2 separate regions of the Mus musculus genome follow, and region 2 is linked to region 1. A link is a loop called in an ENCODE intact Hi-C map of the cell type or tissue named here. Cell type or tissue: left cerebral cortex. All regions are shown on one strand. Links, peaks and the distances in the headings refer to the core of each region. The heading gives the core; the rest is flanking DNA. Region 1 has its middle 7.4 kb from the start of Htr1f. Region 2 overlaps Htr1f (5-hydroxytryptamine (serotonin) receptor 1F).

Evidence for each region. Peaks named below come from ENCODE experiments on the same cell type or tissue, not always from the same donor. Only the 100,000 strongest peaks of a DNase experiment are listed, where the experiment ranks them.
Region 2: a loop joins it to region 1, with 6 times the contacts of the local background. A loop is called at or near these places in 3 of 42 quality-filtered maps.

What each region holds. Positions count from the first base shown.
Region 1 is chr16:65,108,425-65,117,980 of GRCm38, forward strand. No RefSeq gene overlaps it. Among named protein-coding and RNA genes, the nearest start is that of Htr1f, 7.4 kb to the left of the region's middle. In left cerebral cortex, for the core only: no CTCF peak of the experiment used is centred there; a DNase peak (open chromatin) is centred at 3,981.
Region 2 is chr16:64,951,148-64,960,703 of GRCm38, forward strand. All of the region lies in intron 2 of Htr1f (5-hydroxytryptamine (serotonin) receptor 1F), which reads right to left. Among named protein-coding and RNA genes, the nearest start is that of Gm33971, 82 kb to the left of the region's middle. In left cerebral cortex, for the core only: no CTCF peak of the experiment used is centred there; no DNase peak of the experiment used is centred there.

The sequences.
Region 1 (9,556 bases), core at 3,025-5,524:
CTTGAACATGCGTAGCAAGGGTCATATATCTTTTTGAGCAACACGCTACTTTTTGATCTTTGCCAGAGGGAGAGTTTTAACCAAGGTCAAATGCACTATTTCGGTAATATTGATCTCAATTTAAAGCTAAGTTTAAGCTCTGTCATTCCTTTCAATTAAGCTGACTGCAACCGTGAGATAATTGTAAAACCCTGCACAATTAGCACAGACAGGGCAGGTATGAGTGATGGAACCTTTTCAGAAATGGGTAATATCTTCCTGAGTTGTATGTGCCTAAGTGCAGAAAAATTCACCTGACTTCTGCCTCTCCTAAGTTAAAATAAATGGACTAATTCCGCAATATCACAAGATCGATTTCTGGAAGTTTATTGTAAATGCCATTTTCTGTTTTGGGAAAAGCAGAGTGAAATGAAAACTCATCATGAACATAAAAGCAATCGATAAAAATATCTTCCCCAACTTTATGACAAAAACAGTTTGTATGATGGTTTTATGCCATTAAATCCATTGGGTGGTTACTTTCTTCTTCTCCTTCTCCTTCTCCTTCTCCTTCTCCTTCTCCTTCTCCTTCTCCTTCTCCTTCTCCTTCTCCTTCTCCTTCTCCTTCTCCTTCCTTCTCCTTCTCCTTCTCCTCCTTCTCCTTTTCTCCTTCTCCTTCTCCTTCTCCTTCTCCTTCTCCTTCTCCTTCTCCTTCTCCTTCTCCTTCTCCTTCTCCTTCTTCTTCTCCTCCTTCTTCTTCTTTTTGTAGAAGAAAGCTGTCTCAATTATGGTTTTACTGCTGTGAAGAGACACCATGATCAACAGGACTCTTTTTATTTGTTTGTTTGTTTAGTTTTAGTTTTTTGTTTGTGTTTTGTTTTGTTTTGTTTTGTTTTGAGATAGGGTTTCTCTGTGTAGCCCTGGTTGTCCTGGAACTCACTTTGTAGAACAGGCTGGCCTCGAACTCAGAAATTTGCCTGCCTCTGCCTCTCGAGTGCTGGGATTAAAGGTGTGCGCCACCACGCCCTGTTATCAACAGAACTCTTACAAAGGAAAACATTTAATTGGAGCTGGCTTACAGTTTCAGAGGTTCAGTCCATTATCATCATGGCGGGAAGAATAGCAGAGTGCAGGCACACATTATGCTGGTGGAGCCAAGAGTTCTACATCTTGATCTGAAGGCAACCAGGAGGACTCTGTCCTCCTCAGGCAGCCAGAAGGAGGCTTTCTTCCATATTGTGGGGAGCCAAAGCATAAGAGGAGGAGACCTCAAAGCCTCACCCCCATGGTTACGTACTTCCTCCAATGAGGCCACACTTCCCAATAGTGCCATTCCCCATGGGCCAAGCATTCATACACATGAATATGTGAGTCACACCTATTCAAACCATGGCAAAGTAAAAGACAAACCTGTGAGACTTCGGAACACAGCTAAATAAACAATTCTATAATATAGGGAAGACTAGATTGGACATAATCCTTACAGTAAGATGTTCTCAGATATTAAAAAAAAATCCAAGGCTGCTCCTCAGAGTATTATGTGTAAACAACTTACCCAAAACTTCAGATTCACGAGCTGGCTTGGCTCTCAGTATAAATCCCTACAATGCCCATGGCAGATAAAATCATGCCTTCTACTAGACATAAACAATGTGATGCAATGGAAAGACGATGGGGATGATGCTCTCATATCCCACAGTGGTCAGTAAAGCCATGGGAGCTCACTTCTGATTCTAAGCAGACCAGTAGAGAACAAAGCCAACAGAGGCATCAGCTCAGTTTCCTACCTGTTGTCACAGATCTATCTCAACTTTCTTCTACAACCATTTTTTATTATTTACATGTTATTAGTTCTTTGAGAATTTCATACAATGTATTTTGATCATAGTTATTTCACTCTTTCCTAGTGTACACTGGTCATCCCTACCCACCCAACCTTTGTGTCATTCTTGCTCATTAAGACTAGTTTGTGGTGCTCAAATATTCTTGGATGTGTAATTTTCCACTGGAGCACAGTTGATTTGCCAGCAGCTACATTCTTAGAACAGTTGCTGTTTCTCCTAGTAGCTAACGATTACAAATAGGTAGGATTCCATGCTCAAATCCCATCTTCATGTTGGGATTTGGTCTGGCTTGGGCTTGCACCGATTTTGTTCATATTGTCAAAACCACTGTGAGTCCACATGTGAAGCTGTGTTGCTTTGTCCAGAAGATCTCCTTTCCTTATAGGCATCTACCACCCCTTGCTTTTAAACCTTTACTGCTTTCTCTTCTGCAATGATCTCTGAGTGATGGACAGAAGAATTGTGGAGCATATGTTTCCTTTAGTATTGAGCATTCTGCAGTTTCTTATTTTCTTATTATTATTTCTTATTTTCTGCACACTGTCTAGGAATGAATCTCTGTTTTAATTATCATTGACTGCAAACAGAAGCATTTCAGGTGAGGGTTGAGCAATACATTGATTTATAGGTATAACAATAAGTCCTGAGGAATTGGCTTAATACCATATATATTTAGCAAAATAATAGCAGTAGTTTCTCCTTTAGGGCCTGTGGCTTGTATAGCTATATTCCTTGGCCTGATAATGGTGCTAGATGTAGGTTTCATTTTGTGGTATGGCATGAAAATCCAATGAGAAAATGTCTGGTTATTCCCATGTTTCTGTCACTATAGCATCAGTGGGCATGTGTTTCCAGGCTAGTCACTACTGTAGCTTTCAAGGTTTACAGTTGAGTATAATTGACAATTCCATTTCTCCTCTGGGAGTGTGCACAGATACCACCTTATGGCACTATGAAAAGGAGCCAGTGTGGATGGAGCTTCCAGGAGAACACCAACTTGATTTCCCCATGGTGGCTCAGGCATGGGGTATCCTCAGGTCAGGTTTGGAGAGAGGGTATAACCAAAGGCAACAGCAATAGCCATGTTTAGCAGCCTATGGAGTCTCACTGGGGTAATAACTCCAAAAGAAGTAATCTGTTCTTGGCACTGGGATTTTTTGCTAGTTGGCATCTGATGTCTAATAGGGGCCTTGTGGCTTTGTTATAGTGTAAATCTGTTTTAACTCTTCATGTGTGTGTGTGTATAAATATGTGTTGTGTGTCTGTGTGTGTATGTGCCTCTCTCTCTCTCTCTCTCTCTCTCTCTCTCTCTCTCTCTCTCTCTCTCTTTTAGGGAGGCTTTTTTTTTACAGGTTCCCATATGACCGTACTGTCTTTAGTGTTATTTATCCCTCCTCATACTGGTACTTCAGGCTTACTTATAAACCACTTTACCCATTGAGCTATCTTTTTTACCCATAAACCTAGGCTGTTTCCATTCCCTGGCTATTGAATGCAGCAATGGGCATAGATGAGCAGGCATCTCAAGTAGAGTATGGAATCCTTTAGATATACTCAAGAGTCATGAAGCTGGATCATATGGCAGATCCAGTTTTAGTTTCTTTGAGAAACCTTCACAAGGATGTCTATAATGGCTGAACTAATTTTCACTTCCACTAGCAGAGAATAAGCGTTCTCCTTTCCCCACATGTACACCAGCATTTGCTGCTCTTCTTTCTTCTCCTTCTCCCCCCTCCTCTTCCTCTTTCTCCTCCTCTTCCTCCTCTTCCTCCTCTCCCTCCTCCTCCTCCTCCTCCTCCTCCTCCTCCTCCTCCTCCTCCTCCTCCTCCTCCCCTTCCTCTCCCCCATTGTGGCATCAGAAAAGTTTAACATGTAATGAGGTATCTTTGAGGCCACCAACTTTATTTTTATTAGAATCATCACAAAAAGCAACTTTGAAACTGAAAGTGTTTCTGTCCAGTAGCACTCTGGATCTAATGCATCTGCACCAGCAGGTACTTGGTCAATTAGAGTATGATGAGAAATAAAAATGATAAGTAATAAAAAGTGTGTACCTTCCATGAACAGATTCTTTATCCTTCTTGACCTCCTAGTAAGCTCCTGTTTCCACCCTGATGTCAGATCAGGCCAATAAACGCAAAATTGATTTTACCAGTCAAGGTAAATGAGACACTGGGTGCTGACTCACTGCCAGCTCATAGTAACATATGTAGTTAAATAGGCTTGAGTGCACTGAGTGTTTAGTCATGGAATTTTACTAGAATGAAAAGAGGTATAAAATGAGATTCTGAATAGCACAAATTTGTTTAGTATTTAAGAGACTAATATATGTCCTTGATTGAAAATAACCTGTGGTTATTTAAAAAAAATAGTGTTTATTATATTTTCTTATAGATGCTGCTCATGAATGTGAAATGAGACAAATTAACAACTTTATAAAGCTGTTGATGTATTGCTATTGCTTAATTAAGTGAAAATTTGAACATGTTTAATGAAACTTGCTCAAATATCCATTCTAATTCCTCCTCCTCCTCCTCCTCCTCCTCGTCCTTTTCTGCCTCTTCCTTCTCCTCTGTGATGGTTTTGTATATGCTGGGCCCAGGGAGGTGACCTTGTTGGAATAAGTGTGTCACTGTGGGTGTGGGCTTTAAGACACTCACCCTAGCTGCCTGGAAGCCAGTCTTTCATAAGCAGCCTTCAGATGAAGATGTTGAACCCTCAGCTCCCCCTGCACCATGCCTGCCTGGATGCTGCCATGCTCCTGTCTTGATAATGGACTGACCCTCTGAACCTGTAAGTCAGCCCCAGTTAAATGTCCGTATAGGAGTTGTCTTGGTCATGGTGTCTGTTCACAGAAATAAAACCCTAAGTCAGAAGTTGGTACCAGGGACTGAGGTATTGCTGTAATAGGTCTGACTATGCTTTTGTTTGGAAGAATATGGATTTGGGGATTTTGTATTTGGAAAGCGGTGGAATGCTTTAAATGGGGTTCAAGGGGCCATCCTAGTAGGAATATGGAAGATTTTGTTGTTGAGAATGATTTGAATTGTGCAGGCCTGGCCAAGAGGTTTCAGTGAAGAATTTCAATATGTGGCCATTTTTGTGGTATTTTGGTGAAGAACATGGTAACTTTTTGCCCTCATCTGAAGAGTCTACCTGAAACTTAGGTGAAGAGACTCAGATTAATTTCATTGACAAAGGAAGTCTGAGAAATGCCCAATATAGACTTTGTTCTCTGGTTATAGCTCATGAAGGGCAGTTTAAACAAGTGTAGCAAGCTGAGAAAGGAAAAGTATAAAATATATGGTTGGAGTATTAAAGGGGCATCAGGAAGTGAAAGGGAACTGAATCCTATGTTCTAGAAAATAGCAGATTAAGGGAGTGGGACTTTGGGGCAACATCCCACCCAGCTAAGTTTAGATCCAGTCAAAGTGGTACACACACCTTTAATCTCAGGAGACAGGAATATATATCTCTGAGTTCAAGGTCAACCTACAGAGCAAGACCCAGGAGCTTAGGCAGTGAAAGAGTTGGGAAACAGAAAACTAGTGATAATGTAATAGAACAAGGGGACCATGTTCCAGCTCCTGCAAGCAGCAGTACTCAGCAGCTTCAACCATGTGGCTCTGGCTTTATAGGCAAGTGGAGAAGGAGCCTACTGGGATAATTGATGCTGGTTAGCTGGAGTTAAAAAACTAGCAGCGATTAAGAAGAGAGCAGCATCACTGAGGTGAAATCTTCTGGAAACTGTTTCCTGAGAGCACAAAGAAGCTGTGTTCCAAAGATAGCCAAGGTTGTACCTCTTGTTGCAGCTGTACTTGGCAATGCGTAAGAGTCACCCAGGTGGTACTGGTTTTGAGGGCATGCAGGGGTCATGAAAAGCAATAGAGGCTTGGAACTATGAGAGGCCATGGAAGGCCATTGGTGAAAATGCAGCCTCAATTGACAGCCCAGTACTGAAGAGGTTTTGCAAAGGATTTGAGGCTTGGCATCATAAAGAGAGCTTATGAGAGACTATCTGTGAAGCCTAGTTGCATCAGAAGACCCCAGTGTATTAGAGATGCCAGTACCACAGAATGACCACCAAGAAGAGAAGCAGCAGTGGAGTGGAGTCAGCCAGAGCCTAGAGTGCTACAAGAGGGCAGAGTTGGAGAAGTGACCCAAGCCCTTTGGAAGGGGTCCAGAAGATCATGTGTGGATCTCAGACATTGAAACAAGAAGCTGTAACATTGAAGTTGCCTTGGAGGACACAGGATGTTTGAGATGCAGAGCCTTGAGGTATCTGCTGAGGAATGCTGCTAACAGGGAGTGGGACCAGCGGAGGAGGAAGAACTTTGTTGCAATCAAAAAAGATGAGAAAGGAGGTGGAGATCTGAAGACTGCTTTGCCATCAGACATGGAGATGCAAACTTTGGAATTTGCCAAGCTGGTTCCTATTTTGCTTTGGGGATTACAGTTAAGTGATTGGATAAATCTCAGAAGAGACCTTGAACTTCAAACTTTTACCACTGTTGAGACTGTTATAGACTATGAGAGCTTTGGATGTTGGAATAAATGTATTTTACATTATACTATGTATAGGTATGGCCCCCATAGACTCACATGTTTGAACAAGCCTTTGGGGCCCAGGGAGGGGAATGTGATGGTTTTGTATATGCTTGGCCCAGGGAGTGGAACTACTAGGATGTGTAACCTTGTTGGAACAGGTGTGTGTCACTGTGGGTGTGGGCTTAAGATCCTCACCCTACCTGCCTGGAAGCCAGTCTTCCATTAGCAGCCTTCAGATGAAGATGTTGAACCCTCAGCTCCCCCTGAACCATGCCTGCCTGGATGCTGCCATGCTCCTGTCTTGATGATAATGGACTTACCCCCTGAACCTGTAAGCCAACCCAAATTAAATGTTGTTCTTATAGGAGTTGTGTTGATCATGGTGTCTGTTCACAGCAGTAAAACCCTAAGACATACTCCTCCTCCTCCTCTTTTTTTCCTCCTCCTCTTTCCCCTCCTCCTTGTCCTCTTTGTTGTTATCCTCCTCCATCTTTTTATTTTATTTTATTTTACATTTATTTATTTTTTTATTTATTAAATTTTTTTTAGAGACAGGGTTTCCTTGTGTAGCTCTGGCTGTCCTGGAACTCACTTTGTAGACCAGGCTAGCCTTGAACTCAGAAATCTGCCTGCCTCTGCATCTAGAGTGCTGGGATTAAAGGTGTGCACCACCAAGCCTGGCTTCCTCCATCTTTTAAAAACAGACTTAATTTACTTTATGTCTTGTGTAAAAACCCTTATGTAGTAGCTACTACTGGATCCTGGGTCCTCTGAACAGAGACTCTGCTGTGGATTTCCCTATGATAATGAGTGGATTTCTGATAAGAAGACTTGGTTATATACAGTCTCCTTCCAGAGGTCAGGGTCGGGTAGTCATAGGAGTTGGAGATTGCTCAATGGTGACCTTGGCAAAATTATCCAGGTTGTAGCCCCTCGCTGCTTGTAGCAGTCATTAAGTTTTAACCTCTGTCTTAGAGTTTTATTGTTGTGAAGAGACACCATGATTATGGCAACTCATGCAAGGAAACATTTAAGTGGGGCTGGCTTACAGTTTCAGAGATTTAGTTCACTATCATCATGGAGGCAAACATGGAGGTGTGCAGGAAGACATGGTGCTGGAGAGAAACCTGAGAGTTCTTCCAGATCCATAGGCAGCAAAGAGAGACTGTTCCACACTGAGCATAGTTTGAGCATATAAAATCTCAAAGCTAGTTTCAACAGTGACACACTTCTTCCAACAAGACCCCACCTCCTAATAGTGTCACCCCTTATGGCCAAGCATTCAAAGTAGTCTATGAGGGCCATTCCTATTCAAACCACCCATTCACTTAAAGTACATTTCCCGTAACAGCCCCAGATTGAAAACAGAGTTCACTGCAACTGTAGGTTACCAGGAACTAACTTTAGTGATACAACTAGAGTCCTACTATCAATGCTTGATGCATTGAAATGGGATATATATATATAATTTCTCCATAGTTTTAATTGCAGTTTTTCTCTCTTGCTTAACAAAGTGTACATGTGCACATTCACTTGTATTAGTGACTTCTTTTTAAAGATCTTGATGTTGCTTTGGGAGCTAGACTCTTCTAGACATTTAACCTTTTCTTAAATAATACTCAGATTATATCTATTACATTACTTTGTGATTTACCATATCACCGTAATTAGGTCCTGTGTCGGGAGGGGACAGTGCATTCACTGCTTTTCCTATAGACTCTGAGCTGCTTTAAGAAATGATTTTATTTACCATTAGTAATTGCCTAATTATGATGTGAAATAGTTGTTGAGATACATGCATAAGTAAATATACATATATTTAAATTGCAAAGTCAATAAAATCCATCGTCTACTAGTCTTCAAAAATGATACTTATCTCATGTTAGAAGTTGTTTACCATCTCTGGTATCATTAAGTGGTACTGTGTGAAATAGCCTTTCTTCTCATTATCCCCCACTGAGACTTTGTGCTTTACATTTTAAAGATGTCTGCTGTTCCTTGTTGCCCACTGGTCTCCAGAATAGGGGAGAGAAGCCCAGTTTTTTTTTTTCTTCCTACAAATGTACTTGGTTGAAACATTACTCCACCATGTGGGTATTCTGTGGAGAGAAAGAACATCCATTCTGGGGCTGTTCAATTAATGAACTAACTACAGAAAAGTTTTTTTATTTTATTTATTTATTTTTTTTTCAGTTTCTTTCCTGAAAGCCTTCTGTGAATAGTGGGGGGGGGGGGGGGAGGTAAGGAAGCTGCAGGTGCGAGTCTTCATTATTATGTAGATTTGTAAAGTATAATACTATTATTTTGGAGTTGCTCCTGAAAGTTCTACTGGAGTAAGGATAGGGAAATTATTCCCTGTCTACAAGAAATATGACAGAACCTAGCCACCCTCTTTCATTACTTGTAGAATTACTGGTAATACATTTTTGGTCAAATGCTTCATCTGCTTGTTAAAATGCCTTGCACCTTCTGCTGCTAAGCATCTCATGGGCACCAAGGGTCTGTCCATTATTCATTTATCTCCTTTCTTTCATTGCATACGTTTTCCACAGCCCAAGAAATATGGTTATGTTATGCCTGCTCCTCTATTCCTTTATGCTTAATGTCATTTTATTTCTTGACTGCCACTTTATTATGAATGTTCTGGACAAATGCACGCACTACTTAATTAACCTGTCAAAGTTAAGGGAGGAACACTCTGTAAAGCTGGAGAATGTTGGATCCTAATTATGTGCTATTATGTGCTATAATATGACATTACAACATACACAGCATGTATGTCAGGCTTGCAGTTCTAGTGTCCATTTTAAAGCTGACAGAAGAACAAAGAATTAATTTCTCTCAACAGCATATTTTCTGATTTTTTCTCACCTTCCCCCCCCATTAACCTTGAATTTTCTACATGTCTTGTTTTATTTTTCCTTGTTCTAGAATTTTGTTTTAGTTGTGAAATGACTGCTAGTGCTGTTATCACTGAGAAACCTGATGGACACTCTTAAGGCCAGATTACTTTTCGTCTATTTCTGTATACAATGAGAAAATTTTTGCTTTCTGTTACATATTTTATATAAAACAGAAATACTAGCTGCATTCCACAGAGTTAAGAACAATACTTAAGTAATCAAATTTGGATGGTATTACTGTAGAACTTTCACTAGAACACCACCCATCGGCAGAAATCTTCA
Region 2 (9,556 bases), core at 4,644-7,143, 160 kb before region 1:
GAGAATGACAACAATCATTCAAGTCAAATAGCTTTGACCATAGCTGGAAATCTGTATCCCAAAATCATGCCTATAATTCATTCCTTGGTGCAGCCACAACTGTCAACTCTTAGCTTATCTATTTTGGAGGTAAAATCCTTTGGTGATGTGAGGGACATTCAAGTACAGCCTTATTGCAATGAACTCCATTGTCTATAAACTGTTCTTATTTTGTGTTTATACCACAGTAAGAGCCAAGATTTTTTTTTTCTTTTTGGGTTTTTCGAGATAGGGTTTCTCTGTGTAGCCCTGGCTGTCCTGGAACTCACTTTTGTAGACCAGGCTGGCCTCAAACTCAGGAATCCACCTGCCTCTGCCTCCCAAGAGCTGAGATTAAAGTTGTACGCCACCATGCAGCTATAAGAGCCAAGATTTTAAGCTCTACCAAAAATAAAGCAAACAAACAGAAAGACTTTATCTATTTATGTTCATTTAAAAAACTAATAGTGATATATTATTTTAATATACAGTTAATATATTTGGAGTTATTTAAAATTTATATAGAGAAAATGTATGTATTTTCAGTATTGCTGTAGAAAAACATCTACATAAGACTGTTCAATCCATTGTTATTTTATAATACTCATTTTTATTGTTATAATATTTTATAAAATTTAAAGAATATGATAAAAAATGAAAGGCATTGCAGGTTTTGAAGGGGAGGGGAACTGTCTGGAGGAGTTGGGGTACAAAAGGGTAAGAAGAACGTGATATAAGTCTATTTACTCAAAATATGTTTTAAATGTTAACAAATTCAGATAAATTGAAATTATATATCTTTCCTCATCACAATGTAATAAAACTTAAAGGAAAAATAATCATAAAAAAAGACTACAGGCACAATGTAGGTATTTTGTCTTATAATTTTAATACAAAATGCCTACTCATTTAGGCGTTACAAAGCAGATTAGCTGCTGCCTATGGGGACAAGGGGGAAAAAGACTGTGAAAAGACATGAAAAAAATTTTAAATTCATGTGTCTTTTGATGCAGATTGTGGTTTCAACAGGCGACACAGCCATCAAAACCAAAGATTTTTTGCATTTTAGATCACTCTGCCCTATTCAATTTATTCCTTAATAAAATAGATGAAGCCCATTCTTCCTTAACACATACAAAGGCATCATGTTCTTAACTGAGACCAAGTAGAGGAACCACGACCCAGTAGAATCATCCAGAAGAATAAAGAATAAACAAGAACTAGTTTCAGAAAATCTTGAGAGACTGAAGATGTAAAAGCACTAGATGTAGTGTGGAATGGAATCTAAAACCAAACTTTCATTGCTTGCAGGAACATAATCCTTGTATAATTAAAAAAACAAAGTTTGTGTGACATGGAGAAAGGTGATACCTCAGTTTGCCACCAGATAGCTTTAATAACAGGCCTCAGAAGCAAGCTCCAGGCAGGATACCCAGCAGCTCAGATAGACGCCTACCCCAGGACAAACCTTTGCTATGCTGGTAAACTAATCTCAAGGTGGTATTCACGAGGCTACTAATCCAGCCCTAAGCTGTGAGCACCAGTAATGTACAGCTCATCCCAGTGAAACTATTCAGAAATCAGAACCGTGGGAATGGGCTCCGGAATCTCACAGTCATGCTCCCGAAACATGGCTTCTCTCGCCTCTGTGTTGATACCCATCAGCACGAGGACTTGAGGCTGTGCATGGCTCTGTTTCAGTGATTGTTGGATTTGAAGCACCGCTGTTGGTTTCACTGTCGCATTTCTCGGTGCTAGTCGATGGCCACTGCTGTTAAGGGCTTTCTGTACCTTCATCAGTGTCATCCTTCAAGCCTGTCACCGTTGAAGGACTTCACGGTGGACATGGATCAAGTTTCTGAAGCATTTTCATCAAGCCTCCTCAATGAGGATACACCTGTTAGCAGTGTTTGTGCCCAAACGACTGTTTTCTGCTTGGTAATGTGTCTGTTTAATTTTTATATTAGCATAGCATTATAAGGACTGTTTGCATGATAAACCGAGCATTTTTGAGAGACAAATCCTGTGGGCATCCTAGTTGCCCAGGGCCTTACTGCTCACAAGCCATGCTCCATGCAACTGCTTCAAAAATTTCACTCTTCTGTTAATGACGTAGGGTTGTACATTCCGTTTTCTCAGTATCTAAGTTCAAGCTTCTCTATGTATCTATATCAGAATTTAAAATGTTCTTTTAATACATCCCATTGGTTATTTTCTAATAGAATATCAATTGATTAAAACTAAACAAATGTTGTTGACACCCTACTGTGTGAGTTGACACCCTACTGTGGGAACGAAGAACATTTTCAGCTCCTCACCGCTTAGATTTCTCTTGCCCTGTGGTTCTGAATTTCTGCTTTCATATTATTGAGCTTGATAAGATTTTAACTCAGTTTCAAATTATTAATTTCACTAGACTAAGGTGATTTCATTTTTTATTTAATTATCTATCTACCCTATTCCTTCCTTCCTATCTATCTATCTATCTATCTATCTATCTATCTATCTATCTATCTATCTATCTATCTATCTATAGGTTTCTTTCCCTGTGTAGTCCTAGCTGTCCTAGAACTAGCTCTGTAGACCTGCTGCCCTCAAACTCAGAAATCTCCCTGTCTCTTACCCCAGTGTGTTGGCATTAAAGATGTGCATATCATGCTAGGCAAGAGTAGGTTGGTTTTAAAAGATGTAAATCAAACCAACAATTGTGGCTGTGAAAAAAATTTTTTTTTTTGCATTACAAACTGACAGTGCATGCATGAATTTTTCCTTCTTTTCTTTCTTTTTCCTTTTTATTTTCAGTTTTTCATCTTAAACTGGATTCCCTATATTTTGCTTACAAAATTTATTATATGGTAACTTTATGTTTTGGGACATATCTATCTAACCAAGTTCTTGTGTCTTAGTCATTTTGTTCCTGCAATGTAAAAAAACCTATGAATTACACATCCACTAGCTCCAGTTGGGAATATTTGTTCTTTAAGTTTTCTGTAAACTGTTACTATAGGCTTTCCAGTAACAGATTCTAAGGCTTGGTTATATGGTTTCTGAGAACCTGTATTTTCATATAAGTAACTGCTGATTTTGGTGGAAAGAATACTCAAGTAATAAGAAAATACATGTGAAAGGCATTTTTAGGTATAACTAGAGATATCCTCAGACGGTTAGCAAATTTTGAAGATGCTCAGGCCATGTACTTCAAATAAGTGCTTGGCAATAACCCAAGCACATTCTTCCATCGACTTGAAAACATTGATATATTCCTTATGTACCTAGTACAGTATAATACTACGGAATGGTTATTGCATTGCATCGTTTAGGTAATAAAGATAGAAAGAAAAGCCTATATATGGATGGTACGTATTTGATGATCTTTTTCTATGTGGCTGATTGATTCCATGGGTATGGGATGTCCAATTGTACAGCGCAAACACACACACACACACACACACACACACACACACACACACACACACACACACACACACAAGTCGTGTGTCCTAGTTTCTTTGCTGTCTGTGTGATAAAACATCCTGACCAACAGTAACATAGGGTAGAAAGAGTTTATTTCAGTTGACAATTCCAGGCTCTATGTAGAAACATCAAGGTGGCAGGAATCGGAGGGAACTGCTCACACCCACAGTTAAGCACAGAAGGAAACGGAATGCAGACTGTTTGCTTGTTCTCTGCTTGATTTCTCCACTCTTATACCATTCAGGACCCCATGCCTAGGAATGGTGACACTCACAGTGGGCTGTGTCTTCCCACACCAATTAACCTAATTAAGGCAGTCTTGAACAGGTGCACCCACAGGCTAACCTGTCGACAATCCTTCACTGAGACTCTCTTCCTGGGTATTGATTCTTGGTTGTGTATCATCTTGACAATTAAAACTACCAGATGGGCCGGGCGTGGTGGCGCATGCCTTTAATCCCAGCACTTGGGAGGCAGAGGCAGGCAGATTTCTGAGTTCGAGGCCAGCCTGGTCTACAAAGTGGACTCCAGGAGCCAGGTCTATACAGAGAAACCCTGTCTTGAAAAACCAAAAACCAAACCAAACCAAACCAAAAATAAAACAACAAAAAACACCCCAAACAACAACAACAACAACAACAAAACAAAACAAAACAAAAAAAACCTACCAGATGGTGCTTGACTCATTGGGATTGAGAAGAGATGTGGTGATTGTCCATTCTGTTTGCTTTATGTTGATTATAAGTTTCAAAAGCAATTCTTAGTAACTGGCTCTTTTCTGTGTCATGCTTTTTGTAAAAGCTGTTCATCAGAGAATGCATGAAAAATGCAAAAAATTTTGAAAGAAATTTTCCTTTGGAATTATTAGTAGAGCTGGAGAGATAGGTCAGTGACAAATGAAAATCTGCAGCACCCATTAACAATCTGGACACGGGTGAGTGTGTATAACTCCAGCATTGGGGTTGAAGGCAGGTTAACCCTGAGAACTTTGTGATCATGCTATCTAACTTAAATGGTGAGCTTCTGCTTTAGAAAGTCTCATCTCAAGGCAAGAAAGCAGAGAGCAATAGGGAAAGACATCCAATGTCCTATCCTGCTATTCATGTGAGTTCCCTTGAATATGCTCCTGAACATTCATGTTTATATGTGCATGCAGCCCCTGCATATAAACACTTGCACACACACACATTAACAAGTAAAATAAATAAAGTATGAGTCTGAGTGTCAAGAAAACTGTCATTTTAGAACATAAGCCCATGCTTCTGCCAGCCCATTGAACAGGATGACTCGAACTCTGTCATAGACGAATGTTGGAGGATCAGCTCAAGCAATACATCTTGATAGTAGAGTGCCTTAGCCAAGCACAAACTTCAAAATTTTGTTTTTCTTGATGTTATAAATAATATGACTTCGTCACTAGGCTGCCTGTCTTAGATAAAAGTTATCTGTGATGCTTGTAGTCTAAAATCAGGAGATCGTTGTGTGAATTAATTTCTCTTGCCTTTAATAGTAGTAGAGTAGGAATATAGACAAGATGTAGAATATAGATTTTTCCAGATCAGGGCTTCCCTGGTCAGGGGGGACTGAAAACAATGGAGGTGTATGAAGGTAAAACTTACCTGAGTGATTCTTAGGTCACTCTGGAAGAAAGTGAAACAAAGGCTTCTTGATGAAATGAAAACCAAGAGTAGGTTATTTATGAATGAAGAGATGAAGAGAGGAAGGGAAATATGGGTCAGAGGACCGGATGTTGGAATTAGGATTTCCAGTGGTTTGGATTGGATCAATATGAGATGTAAAATGTGTGGTGGGATTTGTGAGGGTTGATCTCAGGAAATCAAACAAGCACTGTCCCTCTTGGGTGCTATGAGGTTGGGATGGTTCATGTTTGGAAATCTATAGGAATTTGATCAAAAAAGAAAAAAATTCCACCTTAAAAAGTCTGTGACCCTTCACTAGGGTAGAACCTGCCACTGTTATTCTGCTCAAAGCTCATGCTATTAAATTGCCTTCTAAAAGTTTATCCTTATACCTGCAAACTTAAGCTACTCTCAGTCTTGGTTGGAGAAAGTTCCTTCACAGTGTGTAGCAGCCGATGAAAAGATGGATATCTCCTCCCAGGGCTGAGGACAAGAGAGAGTGCTTAGCCCTACACAGCATTTACATTGATACCTTGCACACAAAGCTGGGGTGCCTTGTGGGAGAATAAAAGGAAAGATTGTAAGAGTTGAGAGATGGTAAGAAATGCTATGAAATACTGTCTGCTGGATGTGACATGGCTATCACAGACATGAAGTTATAGTAACTGTAGTTTCCTACATAAGACCTGCACAAGGTGAAGCCAGTCACAAGTAGACAATAGATGAGAAGTTATTGGCAGTTATTGGAAGTTAAATAGCTGCAGTGAGAAAAAGAATCATTCTTTTCTTTTTTCCTTTTCTTTTTTTTTTTTTTTTTTTTTTTTTTTGAGAATTTGACCACTGGTAGGTTTCCTAAGCACCAGTGGATGGCCCTATACTCAACCATTTTTGGACAGTACTAAATGGACTTACTGAATTATTTTTTAAAAAGGCATAAATATTTCATGTTGGGGCATGTGTTTTTCATAGAGAGGCATGTTGGAGGGTTATAGGGAAAGTTGGAGTTGAGAAAGGGATTATATTTCATTGTGTATGTGTATGAAATTCTGAGATAAGGAAAAAATTTTATGACTACCAAACATAGTATCACTGTCTCAGACAGGTTTTCTATTTTGGCACAAAACATCATGACCAAGAAGCAAGTTGGGGAGGAAAGGGTTTCAGCTTACTCTTCCACATTTGCTGTTTTTCACCACAAGAAGTCAGGGCTGGAACTCAAGCAGGTCAGGAAGCAGGAGCTGATGCAGAGACCATGGAGGGATATTACAGTCTTGCTTCCCCTGGCTTGCTCAGCTTGCTTTCTTATAGAACCCAGGACTACCAGCACAGGGATAGCAACACCCACAATGGGCCCTCCAACCCTTGATCACTAATTGAGAAAATGCCTTACAGCTGGATCTCATGGAGGCATTTCCTCAAGGGAGGTTCCTTTCTCTGATAACTCCAGCTTGTGTCAAGTTGACACAAAAACCATCCAGTACAATCACAAATTGCAGTACTGTGATCTTTAGGAAAGGTGAATCAGGTAGTATGTATGGGTTTCAAGGAAGGAGGTTTGAAGTCACAGTGTGAAAATAAAGTCTCGATGTGGACAAAGGAAACAAGGAGAATGTTCTCTGGTGTTCCAGGCTGCGTGAGTCACAGAAGACAGATGCCCATAGCTTTCATGGGCCTCTATAACCTGTCTTGAGACTTTTTCCCCTTTCCAGTTTCAGTTTGTTCCCTAAGAATCTGTAATGGCCTTGAAGGAACCTGGCAGTCCTTCAGAGATCAGATCTTCCTGAAGGAGTCCTTTCCTGAAGCCTGGAATTATATCCCCAAATGACCTTCTTTTCTCAAAAACGGAGACTCATCGTTTGAAGCTGCTTTTAGAAACTGATTGAGCTGTCAGAGGTAGAGGCACTTAAGTGATGAATCATCCCGTAAGTAATTAGAATGGAATTATTTGTAGGGCAGTGTTAATAATGGCCCTATAAAAGATATTTAGTCTCTGTGTGGTGTGATCAATTGCGTGTGCGTGTGGTGTGTGTGTGTATACCCTCAAAAGGTTCTTTTGTTGTTTTTTATTTTGTCTCCGAAGAACAAATATATTCAAACACATTCTATTAAGCTGCAAATCTGACTTGAAAATTCTCTTAGAAAATTGCTGTTTTCTGAACCTAAGCTTTGTGGAGATAGAAAGTCTTGAAGCCTAAAAGAAAATATGTTATCTTTTACAGATCTTAGTAAATTTACTCAGTGTCAAGTTTGAGAGTTTAACAGCACCGAAAGGGTTGATATTGTGGTTGACTTAGTAATTATTCAAACAAAGTCTGAAGTCTGACTATTGGTATTGCTACTGACAAGCACATACAACATTAAAAATTAAAATATCTCTGTAGTAGTACTCAAATAGTAATATGAAAAGAATAATATATTAAAAAATACTGGCATCCAAGGGAATGAAATACAACTTCTTTAATTTCACGCCTTTCGTGGGTATTCCAATTTATGCATAAATACATGTAATGAATAAGTAATTTGGACAAGACACAAATTCTAAGGTTACAATGCAATATCCTGGATCATCTTTATTTTAGTGACAACTTCCTTAGTAAGGAAGGGTCAAACTACTTTTGGGCTGTTCAATTTCATTTGGATTACAGCAAGTCTTTTTTTTTTTTTTTTTTTTGGTTTTTCGAGACAGGGTTTCTCTGTATAGCCCTCACTTTGTAGACCAAGCTGGCCTCGAACTCAGAAATTTGCCTGCCTCTGCCTCCCGAGTGCTGGGATTAAAGGCATGCACCACCACGCCGGGCCTTCCAGCAAGTCTTACAACCATCAACCATACAATTCTGAAAACTGGAGGCAGAGATGCTAAAAATGAGTGAACTAGTGAAACTGGTCCCACAAAAACTTAACATTGGAAGTTGGAACCTTTAAAATGGAAGGTCAGAGCTGGAGAGATGGTTCAGTGGCCAAGAGCACTTGCCTCCCTTTCAAAGGACCTGGATTTGATTCCCAGCATTCACAAGGCAGCTAACAACCATCCGTAACTCCAGTTCCCAGGGATCCTCTTTTGGCCTCTGAAGGCACTAAGCATGTGGTAGTACACAGGCATACATTCAGGCAAAATACCAATATATATAAAATAAAAGGAAGTGCGTATATGAAGTAGTTTTTTTTTTTTAAAAGCAGAGTATCACCAAGATTTACTCCCTCTCATTACTCTAGGATGATTAGATAAACTTCAATGTTTTATTTATTTTTTTAATTTGAAATTTCCCCTAATTTCAAAAGGTTTATTTTATCACAGGCAGAATACCTGCCTGCATGCACCTGGAACACCACATGTGTGTCCAGTGACCATGGAGGTTAGAAGAGCGTTTTGGACTTCCTGGAACTAGAGTCAGATATGGTTGTAAGCCATTGCGTCAGGCTACAAACACAACAAGGGCCCCTAACAGCTAATCTCTGTCTTCAGCTCTGCAGAGTGTGATTTTTTTCCAGGGAAATAAAGATCGACAAATAATCGTGATATTGGGTAGAAATTTTCATTTTGACAAAACCTTACATCTGTATGACTTAGTAAAAATTTACGAATAGGAGAGATGGCTATTTACAAAAGCTTCTGAGATGGCTCAGCAGAAGAAGACATTGGCTGTCCAGACCTAGTGATCTGAGTGTACGTTCTGGGACTCAGATATGAAAGGAGAGAACCAACTGTGTAGTGCTGTTACCTGACTGCTGTGTTGCCCTCTGTGGTATGCACATCCACACAGATAGCACGCACGTGCACACACACACGCACACGCACACGCACACACACACAGGTAAATAAGTAAACAAATATAATTCCGTCAAACTATCACATTTGATTTTGACATTCTCAAACCTCAACCCTAAGCCAAATTTCATTTGTTATTTGTTCTACATCAGTTTTATTATGTGCGGATTTATTGGAGGCAGGCATATTATTAATCAAGTGCAATAGTACCTATACTTATTGATAACATAATAATGATGCTAATACAAATTTACGTGAGATGTTTTTGAACAGTTACACGATGCCAAGGTTTAATTTTCATGTACATTAGCTTAATCGATCTTTTTCAAAATTCTAGGTCATAGTATGATGATTAATCTTCATTGTCAACTGGATTTGGAAGCTCTGTGGAGACATACCTTTGGGCTTGTGTGTGGGGACATTCCCAGAAAGATTTAATTAAGGAAGGTAGACTCATGCTTGTTGTGATCAGCACTATCCCACAGACTGGGCCTGAACTGAACAGAGGAACAAAGGAGAGAGTAAGTTGTGTGCCAGCATTTACCTCTTTGGCTTTCTGCCTGAAGATGTGACGGGACGCTGGCTCACGCTCCTGTTACAATGTCTGCCTGCCATGATGGGTCCGTCTCCTCACAGCATGTGTCAAACAAGCCCTTCT